Regions from separate parts of the Homo sapiens genome. Here region 2 is linked to region 1. Evidence: chromatin loops called from intact Hi-C (ENCODE). Cell type or tissue: Caco-2. All regions are shown on one strand.

What was found. Hi-C counts contacts between places; a loop is a spot of excess contacts. Peaks named below come from ENCODE experiments on the same cell type or tissue, not always from the same donor. Only the 100,000 strongest peaks of a DNase experiment are listed, where the experiment ranks them.
Region 2: a loop joins it to region 1, with 2.0 times the contacts of the local background. A loop is called at or near these places in 5 of 110 quality-filtered maps.

Annotation. Positions count from the first base shown.
Region 1 is chr11:120,521,292-120,529,291 of GRCh38, forward strand. All of the region lies in intron 1 of GRIK4 (glutamate ionotropic receptor kainate type subunit 4), which reads left to right. Among named protein-coding and RNA genes, the nearest start is that of GRIK4, 14 kb to the left of the region's middle. In Caco-2, no CTCF peak of the experiment used is centred here; DNase peaks (open chromatin) are centred at 2,242, 2,508, 4,540 and 6,120.
Region 2 is chr11:120,610,227-120,618,226 of GRCh38, forward strand. The region is part of intron 1 of GRIK4 (glutamate ionotropic receptor kainate type subunit 4); the gene reads left to right. Among named protein-coding and RNA genes, the nearest start is that of GRIK4, 100 kb to the left of the region's middle. RefSeq lists enhancers at 1-291, 2,797-3,136. In Caco-2, no CTCF peak of the experiment used is centred here; DNase peaks (open chromatin) are centred at 2,638, 2,955 and 3,235.

The DNA of each region.
Region 1 (8,000 bases):
CAAACTCCTGAGCTCAAGTGATCCCTCATCTTGGCCTCCAAAAGTGCTGGGATTACAGGTGTGCGCCACCACGCCCGGCCCACAATGCCACTTTCTGATGGTAGTCACATGCCCAACGGCTTATTATGTTCTTGGTGATTTGTGTCCTCTCCCCCAAAGAGCTCACAGGGCCACAAACCTGAGAGACAGGAGGGCAGTTAAAATTATTGTCCCAGACTCTCAGAATTTCAGTAACTAGCCGAAAGCCACATAGTTATTTGATTGGAAAGTTGGATCAGTTCCCAGGACTCCTGCCCCTTGCCCAGGGCTGCATCTGCCACCCTGTGCCTTCCAGTTTGTGCGGTGGTAGAGGCAGTGGTCCCTGGGAACACCTGCTATTCCCAAGGTAGAGAATATCACACGGAAGAAAGCAGCACTTGTCAGGTAATGAGAACGCCTGTTGTATTGCTGGGAAAACTGAATGAAGTCCAGGGAGGTTAAATGAATCCTAGAATCTTATTCTTGAAGTAACTCGAGATCATTGCATTTGACGTCCTACCTGAGCTTCTATTATCTCCCGCGGGTGGTTATCCTGCCTCGGCTGCTGCCGCCTTCTGCTCTTCTTCCTCTTTCTCCATTTTCCCCTTCTTCTGAAAGCTGACATCATTGAGCACTTACCACCTTCCAGGCACTGTTCTAGATGCTTTGTATGTATTAAGTTGATTCTCCAGCCAACCCTATGAAGTAGGTACTGTTGTCCCACTTTACACATGAGGAAATACATAACCACAGAGGTTATGTAGCTTGCCCAAGATGACACATGAGCCAAGTGATAGAGCCGGGATATGAACTAGGCAGCCTGGGCCATGCTCTGGAGTGATCCTAAGGCAGGCCATCGCTGAGTTGGGCAGCTGTGAAACGAGGGAGCACATGAAAGCACCCAGTGCCTTGCCCGGCGTAGGGAATGTGCTCAGTCAATGCAAGTGACTTCTAAACATACCAGGAGGTTTTACCTTAGACTGAGCCAAATTGATTTCCCATGGGTCTTTTTTTTCTTTCTTTCTTTTTTGAGATGGAGTCTCGCTCGGTTGCCCAGGCTGGAGTGCCGTGGCGCGACCTCAGCTCACTGCAACCTCCACCTTCCGGGTTCGAGCGATTCTCCTGCCTCAGCCTCCTGAGTAGCTGGGTCTACAGGTGTGTACCACCACACCCGGCTAATTTTTGTATTTTTATAGAGACAGGGTTTCACCATGTTGGCCAGGCTGGTCTCGAACCCCTGACCTCAGGTGATCCGCCCGCCTTGGCCTCCCAAAGTGCTGGGATTACAGGTGTGAGCCACTGCACCTGGCTCCCATGGGTCTTTGTTCTGCACCCTCCTTGGAACCCCATTCCAGCCTTCTGAATGTGAAGCTACCTAATGAACAAGAAGCAAAGCCAACTTTCAGTCTCCTTCTACCTCAGTTTCCAAGACCCTTCCCCAAACTGAAATCCCCTGGCCAGGAAGACAACAGCCTGTGGGCCTAGAGAAATGTCCAAGGCTGGGACCTGCCTTATGAGGGAGATAGATCCTTGGCCACAGGGCTGCGCTGAGGGTTGTCACACATCCGTTCTTTAGCATGTTTCCAGAGTGCCTCCTATGTGCCAGGCACAGCCACGGAGCAGCACAGCTGGCCCCATCTCAAGGCTGGGCCCTTACAAAATGTGTGCACAGACACCTGCTGAATCTGTCAGATGCCAGATTGGTGGTGGGGTCCTGGGGACAGGAGCCTGAGGACTAGGAGAACTGTTGCTTCTCCACTGCTCCTAGGAGGCTGGGTGGGGATGCAGACACCCCATCAGGGGGCCAAAATTTCAGCTGACCCAAATCTAAGAGCACAGAGTAGGCAACTAGATGGAGGAAGCTCACCAGTTTATTTGTGCTAAAATAGCATCAGCCGACTCTCCTTTGAAACGTAACGGTCCTGCCAGAGTCCAGAGTAAATAGGCCGGAACATGAGATCTGCCAGGTGGGGTGCAAATTGGCAGTAAACAAAGCAATCGGGCTGTCTGAGTAGCGGAAGTCAGCTGAGAAAGTGCATTTCTCCTGCACGGAGCTGTGGGGTGGCGGCTGCTGGGCTCTCTCTTGCCCTCAGCTCCTTTGGGGAGGGAAGTGGGAGGGGGTATGTCAAGAGCTTGACCCTGGGCTTTAGGGGTGGAGGAGGAGCCGACTTTTGTCCTGTATTCCTGGGCCAATAATGCTGCTACTTCTCTCGCTGCTTCTCCAGTTGCCATCCTGCGTTACTGCAGGTCCTCACACCAGCCCTCCACGGCAGGTCTTATTAGTCCCATTGGACAAGGGAAAACACAGATGTCCAGAGAACCTGAGACACCGACACAGGGTCACACAGCTGAACCTGGGCTTTGTGGTTCGGTGTTGCCCGGGTCTGCCTTCGTCTCTTTAGCCACTGCTTCTCCGTGTGGCCAGTGCCTTTCTAAGGAACTTCCAGCTCCCAGCAGGGGAAGAACCTGAGCAGCCCAGCTGGGAGATGATCAGGGTGGGGCTGGTAGAGCAAGGTCAGGCCACCCTTGGATGCTTTGGGGAGGTCATCAGAGATCATCATCTGTCTCCCCACAAGGCACGGGTTCCATTGCACAGGGACTGTTTGCTTCTGCATTCTTTTTTTTTTTTTTTTCCTGAGACGGAGCCTTGCTCTGTCACCAGGCTGGAGTGCAGTGGCACGATCTCGGCTCACTGCAACCTCCGCCTCCCAGGTTCAAGTGATTCCCCTGCCTCAGCCTCCCGAGTAGCTGGGACTACAGGCGCACACCACCATGCCTGGCTAATTTTTTGTATTTTAATAGAGACAGGGTTTCATCATGTTAGCCAGGATGGTCTCGATCTCCTGACCTCATGATCCACCAGCCTTGACCTCCCAAAGTGCTGGGATTAGCGGCGTGAGCCACCGCGTCTGGCCGTTTCTGCATTCTTTCCCCAACAACCAGAACAGCACTGGGTGCTCAGTATGCGTTTAGTGGGTGAACGGCTGCTTTGGTGAGCCGCTTGTCTGCAGAGGCCCTGGACTCTGGAGCCCTAGACTAGCAATGAGCCTTGACTCTGGAAAGCTTGGATGGGCCGCCTTCGACTCGCAGATGTATGGGATTGAAAAGTCAATTGTGTGATCTTAAAACACATTTCCCCTGGTGGATGACAGGACTGGTTTCTCAGGTTAGTGTAGCCGGCGATGGAGCTGAACCAGTACAAAGAGTAACACCAGGCCTACCTGGACCTTGGCTCCAGGCACTTTACCCCCTCCTCGAACCCAGATGAGCCTGGCATCAATGGGTCAAGGGGGACTGTACTGGGGTGACTGGTAAGAGCAAAGGTGGCGTTTGGGCTGACAGCGCTAACTTCTGGATCAGGCTGTGGGCACTGCAGCTGCCATGAGTCAGGAGGAGGCTCTGGGAACATGGATTGGACCTGGGGTGCTCCTTCAGACATACCCAGTGTGAGCTAGGGGCTGCCTGCATCCTGGGGGCATTTATCATCACGCGGAGCTAGTTACGTGGCAGGGCACTGGGCAGGTCAGGATTGGGTACTGTGGTGGCAGAGAGCCCCAGGAAGAGGTCGCCTTTGTGTGGGGATGACAGAGGTCCCTGCGGTCTGCAGGGTGAGCTGAGGTCCTAGTCCACCTTCCGTCTTCTTGGCTTCTGGAGCCCATCAGGGGCTGCACCATGAATGCCCAGTGACTCTGGACCTCCCTGGTCAAGGCTGCTGGACAGGCTTCCCCTTCTTACCCTTCTCAGTGGATCCATGATGCCTGCAGTGCTGGGTCCAAAGAAGTCTGAGGCCAACTGTGGGCTCCCTGGGAAGGGGCACTGGACTCCCTGGGAAGGGGCGCTGGGAAGGGGCCCTGGGAAGGGGTGATATCTGACATGGCCACAGGGTACCATGGCTTTGTCAAGTCAGATTGAGTCTAGCCGTCTCATTTCACAAGTGAGGGCATTGAGGTTCAGAGAGGGAAGGAACTTGCCTGAGATCATGTGACTTGCAGAATCGAGGTTTGAAATGGGGTCCCCTGGCCGCTAGTGCCTTTGGTATCATACCTTTCATTAGACGGACTCACCAGGAGCCTCCCATCAAACCAGGGGAGCATGTGCCCTGCTCCCCACCTGACCTAATGCAGTGCCCATTCCAACCCCAGCTGCCAGCCAGCCCCATTCATACTGGGCAGGGCGTGGAAAGAGCTGTAGAAGCAGCCCTGTCCTCTGGGTGTTGTGACTCTGAGAGGCACATGGAGAAGAGACCAGCAGGGGTGTTACAGAAACCATAGCAGGCAGTCAACACACACTCATCAGACCCACACCAAGGTTAGCCGCGTGCTACGTCCCCGTGTCTAGGCTGGGGATGGGGGCAGAGTGGGACAAGCTGATGGTTCTCCTCTGAGCAATCCAAGGAAGCTTCCTGGAGGAAGTAGGGCTCTGGGGAGGAGCGGCCTTAACTGGGGCACAGGGAGAGGCTGGTTTGACGTGTGGGAAGTAGCCTGGTGTGGTGGGGGGTGACGGGAGGGCTTGGACAGCTGGAGTTAGAGTCCCTCTCTCTACTCACTGTGCGGCGTTGGACAAGTTTGTTCATGTATCTGAAGCCTCTGTTTGCTCAGCAATAAAATGGGGACAATGAAAAACCTAATCTCACAGGGTTGGGGAAGAGCAAATAAGATACCACCTGTGAAAGGGCTTCTTAAGTCTGAAGGTGTTTTCAGTACGTACTGTGTGATTTTATTTATATAAAGTTCAAAAACAGGCGAAGTAATCTATGGTAATAGAAGCTGGGATAGCAGTTAGCCTTGGCAGGGGGCCTGAGAAAGGGCCTCTAGAATACTGATAATGCTCTATTTCGTGATCTGAGAGCTAGTTCTGTGGACATTCCTTGAGCTGCACACTTATGTGCACTTCTCTTTCTTTTTTTCCTTTGAGGCAGGTCTCACTCTGTCGCCCAGGCTGGAGTGCGGTGGCATGATCTCCATCTCCCGGGCTCAGGGTGATTCTCCCACCCTGGCACCCGCCCTCTCACCCCAGTAGCTGAGTCTACAGGCATGTACCACCATGCCCCACTAATTTTTTATATTTTTTCTTTCTAGAGACAGTGTTTCTCTATGTTGCCCCGGCTTGAACTTCTGGGCTCAAGCGATCCTCCCACCTCGGCCTCTCAAAGCCCTGGGATTACAGGTGTGAGCCGCTGTGCCCAGCCATGTGCACTTTTCTGTGTAAACAGTATACATCAATTCAAAAAGTTTGTTTTTAGGCCGGGCACAGTGGCTCATGCCTGTAATCCTAGCATTTTGGGAGGATGAGGTTGGTGGATCACTTGAGGTCAGGCGTTCAAGACCGGCCTGACCAACATGGTGAAACCCCATCTCCCCTAAAAATACAAAATTAACCAGGTGTGGTGGCACATGCCTGTAATCCAAGCTATTTGGGAGGCTGAGGCAGGAGAATCACTTGAACCTGGAAGGCGGAGGTTGCAGTGAGCCAGAGGTTGCAGTGAGCCAAGATTGCACCATTGCACTCCAGCCTGTGCAGCAAGAGTGAAACACCATCTCAAAAAAAAGAAAAAAAAAGTTCGTTTTTAAAGTGCTTATCACAGTCAGGTTATAAATGGCTAAAGGGCGGTCACTTGACAGTGTCCAAGAGGAAACCTGGAATGATGTTAATAGAAATAGTGGTTGAACACTTTAGGCAGAAGAAACATTTTCTCATTTAAACCTCAACAACTCACATTTTACAAGTGGGGAAACTCAGTGAGGTTGCAGAAGTTGCCCAAAGTCACACAGCCAGCCCGTGGCAGAGGGTCTGACCAGAGCCAGCACCCAGTCCTGGGGAACCTGGAGGATGCAAAGGCAGGTGGGGTTGCCCTGATCCCGCCTCGGCTTGCCGGGGCTTTGGCTTCTGGAGCTGCGTCATCTTTGTGGCTCTGCCCCTGCTGGGGTCCTGCCAGGCCTCAGCTTTCATGGAATGTGGAGAGCAGCCTCAGCTCCCTGCGGCCCCAGGGTGGAGATGCTTCCAGAGTGGGAGGAAGCAGGGGCGGGAGCTGGACAGCATCTGTCTGCAGGGTCTGCTGGGTGGGGACCCCGGAGCAGATGGTGTTTCACTCAGTTAAAACCCCTCAGGGCAGACCCCTGCCGGTGAGAGAGGGAGCATGGCAATGCTTATCCCAGCAGAGGAGGGGAGCAGGGAGCCGCTGCAAGTTCCCTCCTGCCTTCCTGGAGCCCGTGCTGGGGATTTATCTCCTCCCAGAGGCCTAACTGCGCCCCAGACACTCGCACCTGCATCCTCCAGGGGCGGGCTGGGGGCTGGGAGGAAGACGGGCATTCAGGTGCTTTTGTTACCTTTGTGATGTGGCTGAGCCAGACAGCCTCGCTCACACTAAGCCACCCCTGGCGTGTGGCCTTGTCTGGTGAGAGAGAGGTGGCATTGTGCTTGCATTTATATGCAGCTGGCAGAGCAGATACAGCCTCATTGTTGTCCAAGGTTTCCAATCAGGTGGGGAAAAAGAGGGCCTGGTGGTCCCACTCACGGGTGGAGGAAGAGGCTTCTTTACCAGCGGAACCAGCCTCACCTCCTCTGGGAGGCCTGCTCTGGTTAACCCCTTCAGCTGCTTTATCCTGGCCCTCAGCAGGGACACATGCGTTGTGAATAGAGTGAGCTCATCAACAAACAAGTCCTTTTATTTTATTTTATTTTTTTGAGACAGGGTCTCACTCTATTGCCCAGTGACGGGATTTGGGCTCACTGCAGCCTCGATCTCCCGGGCTCAGCCGGTCCTCCCACCTCAGCCTTTTGAGTAGCTGGGACCACAGGCATGGGCCACAATGCTCAGCTATTTTTTATTTTTTATTTTTGTATTTTTTGTGCAGACGTGGTTTCACCATGTTGCCTAGGCTGTTCTTGAACTGCTGAGCTCAAGCAGTCTGCCTGCCTCAACCTCCCAAAGTGCTGGGACTACAGGTGCCCGCCACCACGCCCGGCTAATTTTTTGTATTCTTAATAGAGATGGGGTTTCACAGTGTTAGCCAGGATGGTCTTGATCTCCTGACCTCATGATCTGCCCGCCTTGGCCTCCCAAAGTGCTGGGATTACAGGCATGAGCCACCAAGCCCGACCCTATAATTTTTTTATATTAAGTCTGTCTGAAATATGTTGGTCCTGTCACCCCTGTTTGACTGGAGGCTGGCTGAGGGCAGGGACTATGGGGGACCCTTCTTTCCTCTGAGCCTGTCTTAGGGAACCCATCTGTATTAGTCTGTTTTCATGCTGCTGATAAAGACATATCAGAGACTGGGTAACTTATACAGGAAAAAGGGGTTAATGAAGTTACAGTTCCACGTGGCTGGGGAGGCCTCACAATCATGGCGGAAGGCAAAGAGGAGCAAGTCACATCTTACATGAATGGCAGCAGGCAAAGAGAGAGCTTGTGCAGGGAAACTGCCCCTCATAAAACCATCAGATCTTGTGAGACCCATGAGATCTCTCATGAGATGCTAGCATGAGAACAACACGGGAAAGACCTGCCTCCATGATTCAATGACCTCCCACCAGTTTCCTCCCACGACACATGGGAACTGTGGGAGTTGCAATTCAAGATGAGATTTGGGTGGGGGCACAGCCAAACCACATCACCATCTATTGAGCATGTGCCCATCTACAGCACTTTAGTTTCCCAGGGTAGCTTTGGCTCCCTGCCTCAGGACCTTTGCACATGCTGTTCACTCTGCCTGCAACTCCTCCTTCCACCTCCTCTCCTTCTCTTGCTTCACTACTCCTTATCCATTCCTCTTCCAGGAAGCCCTTTCCTGACGCCTCCCTGAGCCTGCATAACCCCCCACCCCGACCCTCATGTGCTCTTGCAGCCCCAACCCTCGTTCCCTTTGGAGCACTCCCACCTTGCATTGTAACCTACAACTTACATTGTAGCACTGAGCTGTGGGAGGCCAGGCATCAAGTCACCACATCCACTTCTGTGCCACACTTTAACACAGTGTCTG
Region 2 (8,000 bases), 89 kb after region 1:
CTCCCTTCCCCCAGAACAGCCAAGTAATTGAAGAAAACATGAATGTTAATGATGCATTTAGCGTTTGGAAGTTAGAGGGGTGATTAATATGTTGTAAGTTGTATATTAACACCTTCACAGTGGCATAATGAAGACAAAATATACACTCAGAGATGAGATTGTTTATTCTTGTGTGCAGCACTCCTGGATGCCAACCCCCTAAGCCTCGGAACACGTGGCATGGCTGTGTGTTGCTGGGAGAGGGTGGCCGCAGGGATGGTGTCTGGCTTCGTGGTTTCTGCTGATGAGCTCTCTCACCTGTCCTGGGGCTGGCCCAGGCAGCCGGAGTGGAGGGTGGAGAGCACAGTGGGCTGGGGGCTTGGAGTCTGTGAGAGACCAGATGGTAGGGGACACTGTCATTCAGGAGTGGCATGCCCAGAAGACAGTGCAGCATGTTCTTTGTGGTCTGCGGAGCTCACTCTAAGTTTTCAAAGGAACGACAGGATAGGAGAAGTGAAGGGAGGATGCAGGAAATAGGAAATGCCTGCAGTGTCTTGAGCTTCAGGAACTCTGGGATTTGCCCATTCTGCCCTAGGGAGGTCCCCCTCCCCAGCAAGGGGATTCTTGCTACAGGTTATGCCTAGTGAGTCACAAGCCTGGGTGCAAGCAAAACATGTTGATTGGAAACTCTCTGACCAGGTTCTGTATTGGTGCTCAGGCCTTTTACATGAGAACCACAGAGTCTCAGAATGTCAGCGCAGGAAGAGCCTTGAAAGAACGTCCGGCCCATGTCCTGTCGTTTTCAACAGGAAACCAAGGCCCAGTGAGCGGACAAGACTTTGATTTGGATTGACAGCTCGAGGCAGAACCAGGAGAGGGTCAGCTCACCTTCGTTCAGCCCCTGGGACTCTAGATTGGGGTGCAGAGATCTAGGGACTCTGGCCCCTCGATGACTCCCTTGGCCCATTTGTCCAGGAGGCCACATAGGAACTCCACCCAGTAGCTCCAAAGTGTGGAATAGCGGATAGGATGTAGAGAGATTTGAATCCTAGCTCTGCTGATTACTGGATGTGTGGCTGTGAGAAAGTGGTTTCATCTCTTCGGGCCTTAGTATCTCCATCTGTCAAAGAGGAACAATAATATTTAATATGCAGTATAATTGTAAGGATCACTTGCATCCTGAACACACACACTAAAAAATGATTAGCATTAACGTGTGCGTGTCTGCATGCATGCACGTGTGTGTGTGAAATACCAAGTACAGTTTCTGGCAAAAGACAAGGAAGGCGCTCAAAAAATGGTGATAATGGTGTATCATAATTGTTACTGTTATCATCATGATTTGCTTTCACGGCTGCAGCCTGCACACCCAGCTCTCATCTGTTCTTCAAGATTCATTTTAGTCACCCTTCCTCCGTGCATAATCCCTCACTGCCCACTACCCCAGTCTCAGTTCAGCACACTCCTGTGTGTGGTATAACCCTTCATCCATCTCTTGTTGGTGGAGTTTGCTTGTCTCTCTCCCCCATCTGCCTATAAGCTCGGTGGGGGCGGAGACTGTGCCTCCTCCCTTCCCCCGCAGCATCAGTGTTCCTGAAATGTTCATTGGACGGATGAGTGCTCTAATTCCAGGCCTGGTGCGCCCCACCTGGGATGAAGCCAGTGCGTGTGAACCTGCTAGCTTCTGATTTCTTAAGATGAATCCTGAGTTCTTTTGTGCAGTGCAGGGAGTGCTGTGCTTTTGGGTTGAGGGCACCCCCTCCTAGGGATAGAAAGTTGGTGACCCCTTACCTCCTTGCAGGGCCGATTGTAACTTAGGTCCTGCTGCTTCCACAAAGCCTTCCCTAGTAATTCCATCTTTTCTGTACCGCTCCTGTAATACTTAATTCATTCTTCTCCTGACATGCTTGTCATACTTTACCTTGTCCTGTATCACTTACTTATGTGATGTATCTCCTTTGCGATACACCTCGTATCTATCCCTGTGGGACAACTCGTCCGCCCGTGAACCACCATGGGTCCATCTATAGTAGACTTTACCATTGGTAGAGTTTAAATGGCACTTTGTTGAATGAATGAATGATAAATTTCCTACTATATTTGTAGTGTGGAAGCCTGTTCAGCTGTTATCTCATTGTAATGCTAGTTTTTCTCATTATCCATTCTACATTCCGTGAGAGCAAGGATTTTACTAAATACTTCTGTGTCCTCATAATACTGGGCAGATAATTTAATGGGTAATTAATTACTGATTGATTTCCTTAAATTTTCTATCCTATTAAGACTTTTGAGGCAAAAAAAAAAAAAAATCTTATTAGCCTTGTTAAGGGGTGCCAACATTTGAAAGAATTGACTAAGCCTGAGTCCCTATGATGAAACGTATAGCATGTGGGATTCCCCATGACAGGTGGAAATCCAAAGGGTTTTTCTGATCATTTCCTGAAAGCCACTGATGACTTCACTGAAGGCAAAAGATCTCAGTTAAAGGGAATTATTAGACTTGACACTAGAAGTTGTCAGTGTAGCCCTCATTATCGGGCTACTTTGTGGTGGATGGGAACTGGCTTTGGGGCTTTGTCTGTGACAGGAGAGTGCTCCCTGCTGACTCTGGGTGGGTCAGACAGAGGCCATACCAGAGCTCTGAGCTTCCACCGTGTGTAGAGCCCTGAGCGGGGCAGGGAACACAGGGACAAAGAGGAGTGAGGTAGGTAGGGGAGGAGGGTCATGGGCACATGGTGCAAACCCGAGTGTGTGTGTGAGAAAAAAGCATTTCTAATCAGTGACCCTCGTATTAAGCAGGGTTCTGTGTGTGAGTGGTGGGGTTGCTGGGATAAAGAGCCATTTGAGGCTGGAGGGCTGGTCTCTGCCATTGGGGTCTTGGCTGGTGAGAATGAGGATGATTACTCATATCCATGTGTCGTTGTGACTCAGAGAGCTCGGGTTCTGGAGTTGGAGAGACCAAAGTTCACAGCTGAGCCCAGCTGCTGCTTAGCTGATTGGCCTTGGGTAAGTTCCTCACACTTTCTGTTTCTTCTTCTCTTGTGTGGGGTATCATAATAACTGCTTCCTGTTTCTCTGTGTCTTGTACAAGAAGACATGCCCCCACAGTGGGACTAGCACTCAGGTCTTGTCAATTCTTGTCCTGTGCTTTCTATACCCTTCAGCCAAGGGAAGGGGGGCTGTCTGCTTAATTAGCTGATGTTGATAAGAGCTTTGGAGATACAAAGCTCTTGATAAGAGCTAATCCCCTTAATCTGTGTGGGGCTGATGTGTGCATGTGTTGTACAAGGCAAATAGCACTGGGGGGATTGACCAGGAATGCAGGGCAGCACACGGAGTGTGCATGTGTTTGCGTGTGTGCATGTGTACACATTGTTCTTGCTCCCTTGAAAGGTGCTGCAGACATGATGTGCAGGGATTCATGCCTCAGATGGAGCTTGGAGGAGATGCCCTCCGTGTTTTTCCATCCCCAAAATGCTGTGATTCTATCCTTGATTGGAAGGTGGCTCCAGGTCCTGGGGCAGGGAAGCTCCTGAGCTCTGCAGGAGCGTCTGTGTGGTCCAAGGGAAGGATTTAAGAGCCCAGAGTCAGGTGTGGGGTGAGCTTTCTGCACACTGCCCTGCTCACTGTCTCAGGGTGCTGAGGCATTTAAAAATTGTCCTGATAATCCTTCTGGCAAAGTTGCCAGCCCTACTATAGCCTAGAAAAGAGGAATCTGTGAACTCAAAGACATGCTGTTCTGTTTTGACTCAGCAATGGGCAATCTGTTTTCTCCCAGGAGTTTGGTCTTAACCTTAGGTTATCAATTGGTTCACCCTGCCCTCTGTTCCCTCCCCTCTGCATATGTAAGCTCAGCCTGCATCCTCTCTCGCTTCCTTCTGTGAACCTTCCCTGCAGGCAGTGATGGGGACAGGCCCTCAGTGCAGTGCCTGGCCTGCCCCCCATGTAGGCGTGGCTCCCCCAGAAACAGACCCCAAGTGAAGACAGAAGTAAGTGCAAGTGGTTATGTGGTTGGTGGTCCTGGGAACCACACAGAAAGGGGGTTATGGTTTTTTAAAAGTGCACTCATTTGCCTGATAGAAGAGTGGAGAAGTGAGACAGGGAAGGGAAAGAAGACCATAAAACTGTGGCCACCCGGGGCCCAATCCCACTGGGGCACAGTGGGAGAGTATGGCCACTAGCTAGGGTCTAGCACTTGGGGCCTGTCCCATGTGCATGGGCTGCATGAGCTCCAGAGACCAGAAAGTTCTTGGATGAGACAGAGGTGCCTGCATCTGGAGGCCCCCGGATCAGCGAGTGTGAGAGAAGTGGACATGGCCCCACAGCTGCTCCTGGCCAATCTGAACTACTGCATCCTAGACCCAGGCTTGGCCATTGCAGTGAAGACATCTCCTGTGGCTGTAACCCCACTCAGATGTACATGCCAGCTACCCTACGGTTCTAGGAGCATTTTTGCAATTTTTATTTCTTGGAAGACACTGGCAGTGATCTGATTTATTAAAACTGTAAGTTGGCTGGGCGCGGTGGCTCACGTCTGTAATCCCAGCACTTTGGGAGGCCAAGGCGGGTGGATCATGAGGTCAGGAGATCGAGACCATCCTGGCTAACATGGTGAAACCCCGTCTCTACTAACAATACAAAAAATTATCCGGGTGTGGTGGCGGGCGCTTGTAGTCCCAGCTACTCGGGAGGCTGAGGCAGGAGAATGGTGTGAACCCAGGAGGCGGAGCTTGCAGTGAGCTGAGATCGCGCCACTGCACTCCAGCCTGGGCAACAAAGCAAGACTCAATCTCAAAACAAAACAAAACAAAAAACAAAACAAACAAACAAACAAAAACCGTAAGCAAATATGCATTCATCGTGGGTTTCGTTTGTGTCAGGCACCATGCTAGGTGCTTTTTCTGTGTATCTCATCTTGGTCCTTTTGATATCCCATGAAGCAGGTGTTGTTATTCTTGTTTGCTATTTGAGGCAACTGAGGCAGAGAGTGGTTAAGTGAGTTTATGCAGCTTGTAGGAGGCCGATTGAGGCCCTGAACCTAGTACCATACCATCTTTCCTGGCTGCGCTCACCATCTGAGAGCTTGGTTCTGCCAAATGGCACTTCACAAAGCATTGAGCGGGTTGGGTGGGCTACTTCTGTGGGCCTCCTGTGTATAGACACCAAAAATAAGATTCAATCCAACTAAAAGCCTGTTAATTATGCCCCAAAAATATGGATTGAAGGGTACCTGGGCCTTGATGGATGGAAGCTGCCTTTAAGTCAGACTCTGAGGAATGTCGTAGCCCCTCACCCTTTGATGAATTTGTGTCTGCCTGGCAGGGCCTGGCAGCTGCCCGGGCTCTGGCTCTCTTCTCTATTCCAGGAAGCCCAGCCATGCCAGCTCTGGCTTGTCACTCTTTTTGTCCCAGGGAGCCCCTAGAGACCTCTCAGTAATGCATTCTACCTACTGGGCTTGGCTGGCACTCTTCCTGCCCCTAGGGCCTGGTAAGTGACTTTGCCATCAGGCTTTGTGATTGCAGCTTGTGGGTGGGGATCCCCAGGATCCTCTTTAACTGGGTGCTCAGTTTTCATTTTAATCTGACAACTGAAGAGCTCTGGAGTAGGAGCCAGGAGATCTTGATTTCAGTCTCACTCATTGCTTATGTGTCCCCCTACTTCTCTTCTCTGGGCCTAGCGTCCTCATCTGCTAAGTGATGGGATCTAGTATCCCTTCCAGGCCTGAAATCCCAGGAGTTGGGGAGAAGCAGGAATTGGGTTACAAAGAGGGCAGAGGGTTACCAGCTGATTTCAGAGGTTTGTCTCCTCCAGGACCCAGCTGTCTGCTGGCTGACAGGTCAAGCACCCGGGATCCATTACATTAGATCAATCTAAGAGACCTTGGATTCTGCCAGTCCTAGGCACTTCATAAAATCCCTGGCCTTACATCTTTGTTGGGGTGGGGATGGGGCAGAGGGAAGAACTTGGGAATTGGTGCATGGTGGGGATGGGGAAGAGGGCTGTGGACTGACCCATATTTGAGCCACGGAGTCTGGGCCAGCCCCAGGAGCAGAGGGGCCTGTAGAATGGGCCATGATGGATTGTGACCACTCAGCTTGTGGGTCAATAATCCCTTTACTAAGAGATCCGCAGGTGCACCTTAGCTGGAGCTCAGTCATAAAGGCAGCAGTGGAGAATGGAGCTTTCATAAGGGGTCCTGAGGAAGCGCCTGTTAGATTGCTCTTTCAAATTGGCCGTGACAGACATGTTCCTTAGGGAGCCATTATCTTCAGACGGAAGCTGGATACTTTGGTCTGGAAGATTTGACCCTAGGCTATTCAGCCAGGATGGATGGAATAGGAAGTTGGCCCTACAATGCCTCATGGCCAAAGTGCTTTGGCCATGGTGGCCAGGAAGGGATACAGAATGTTGAGAGGGGAGCAGAGGGACTGGAGATGGTCATGCACAAGGCACCAGACCCCTCCAAAGGTGTCGGAAAACCAAAGATCAGCACATGAAACTACGTCAAGACCTTGAGGGAGCACACAGATTTCAGATATGGGAGTGGGCTGCTCAGATTTTACAAGATAACCCTTTTGTCTCAGGCAATGAACCAGTCAGCTTTCCTTGCACCAAACAAGCTTATAATACACTACAGTTACCTGTACAAGTGATTCCAGTGCCCCCTGTGCATCAAGCAGTTTTTATTGGGCTTTTGCCCTGGGGTTCCTTGAAGTTGCCACTGCTAAAGGGGACTTTTTTAAGAGGCTTAAAAGCCTCTGCTAGAATGATCAAAGAGGGTTCCAGGATGGCAGTGGACAGGTGTGACTGGAGCAAAAAGTTCACTTAGGACAGGGGTTCTCCTGGGGAACCTTCTCGGGAGCCCCGTGAATGTTGGCAAAGTGTTACGTGTAAGTAGTGATGTGTGTTTCTCTGGGCAAGAGCGTAAAACCTTCAGCCAGAGTCTCAAAATGGTCTTTTGTCTCGCAAGAGGTTACGGTTAAGAACCGCAGTCAGCTCTATACAGCAGGGCTATGTCTGCTTTGCTTTCCATTGTTTTCTTAGTACCTAGCTTAGGTACCTGGCACTTAGTAGGTGGTTAATAAATAATGGTTGGATGAACAGCTGACTAAGAAGATTAATAGTTCATGACTGGGAAAAGCTTTTTTATTTTATTTTATTTTATTTTATCTTATTTATTTATTTATTTATTGAGGCAGGATCTAACTCTGTTGCCCAGGCTTGAGTGCAATGGCACGATCTCAGCTCACTGCAGCCTCAGCCTCGCAGGCCCAAGTGATCCTCCCATCTCAGCCTCCTGAGGAGCTAAGACCATAGACATGTGCCACTACACCTGGCTAATTTCGAAATTTTTTGTACAGACAGTGATATCATTTGGATCAGTGGGGCCTGGTTGTAGGTGATTGGATCATAGAGGTGGATTTCCCTCTTCGTGCTGTTCTTGTGATAGTCAATGAGTTCTTGTGAGATCTGGTCATTTAAAAGTGTGTAGCACCTCCCCCACTCTTCCTCCTGCTCCGGCTGTGTGAAGTGCTCACTCCTCCTTTGCCTTTGGCCATGATTGTAAGTTTTCTGAGGCCTCCCCAGAAGCAGATGCTGCTGTGCTTTCTGTACAGCTTGCAGAATTGTGAGCCAGTAACATCTCTTTTCATCATAAATTACCCAGTCTCAAATATTTCTTTATAGCAACGTGAGAATGGAATAATAATGAAAATTGGTATCGGGAGTGGGGTATTGCTATAAAGATACCTGAAAATGTGGAAGCAACTTTGGAACTGGGTAATAGGCAGAGGCTGAGAGAGTATGGAGGGCTCAGCAGAAGGCAGGAAGATTTGGAATTTCCTAGAGACTTTTTGAATGGTTGTGACCCAAATGCAGATAGTGATATGAACAGAGATAGCCAGGCTCTGGATGTGTCCAGATGGAGATGAGAAACTTATTGGAAACTGGAGTAAAAGGTCACTTTTACTATGTCTTAGCAAAGAGCCTGGCTTCCTAGTGTCCCTGTTCTAGGGATTTGT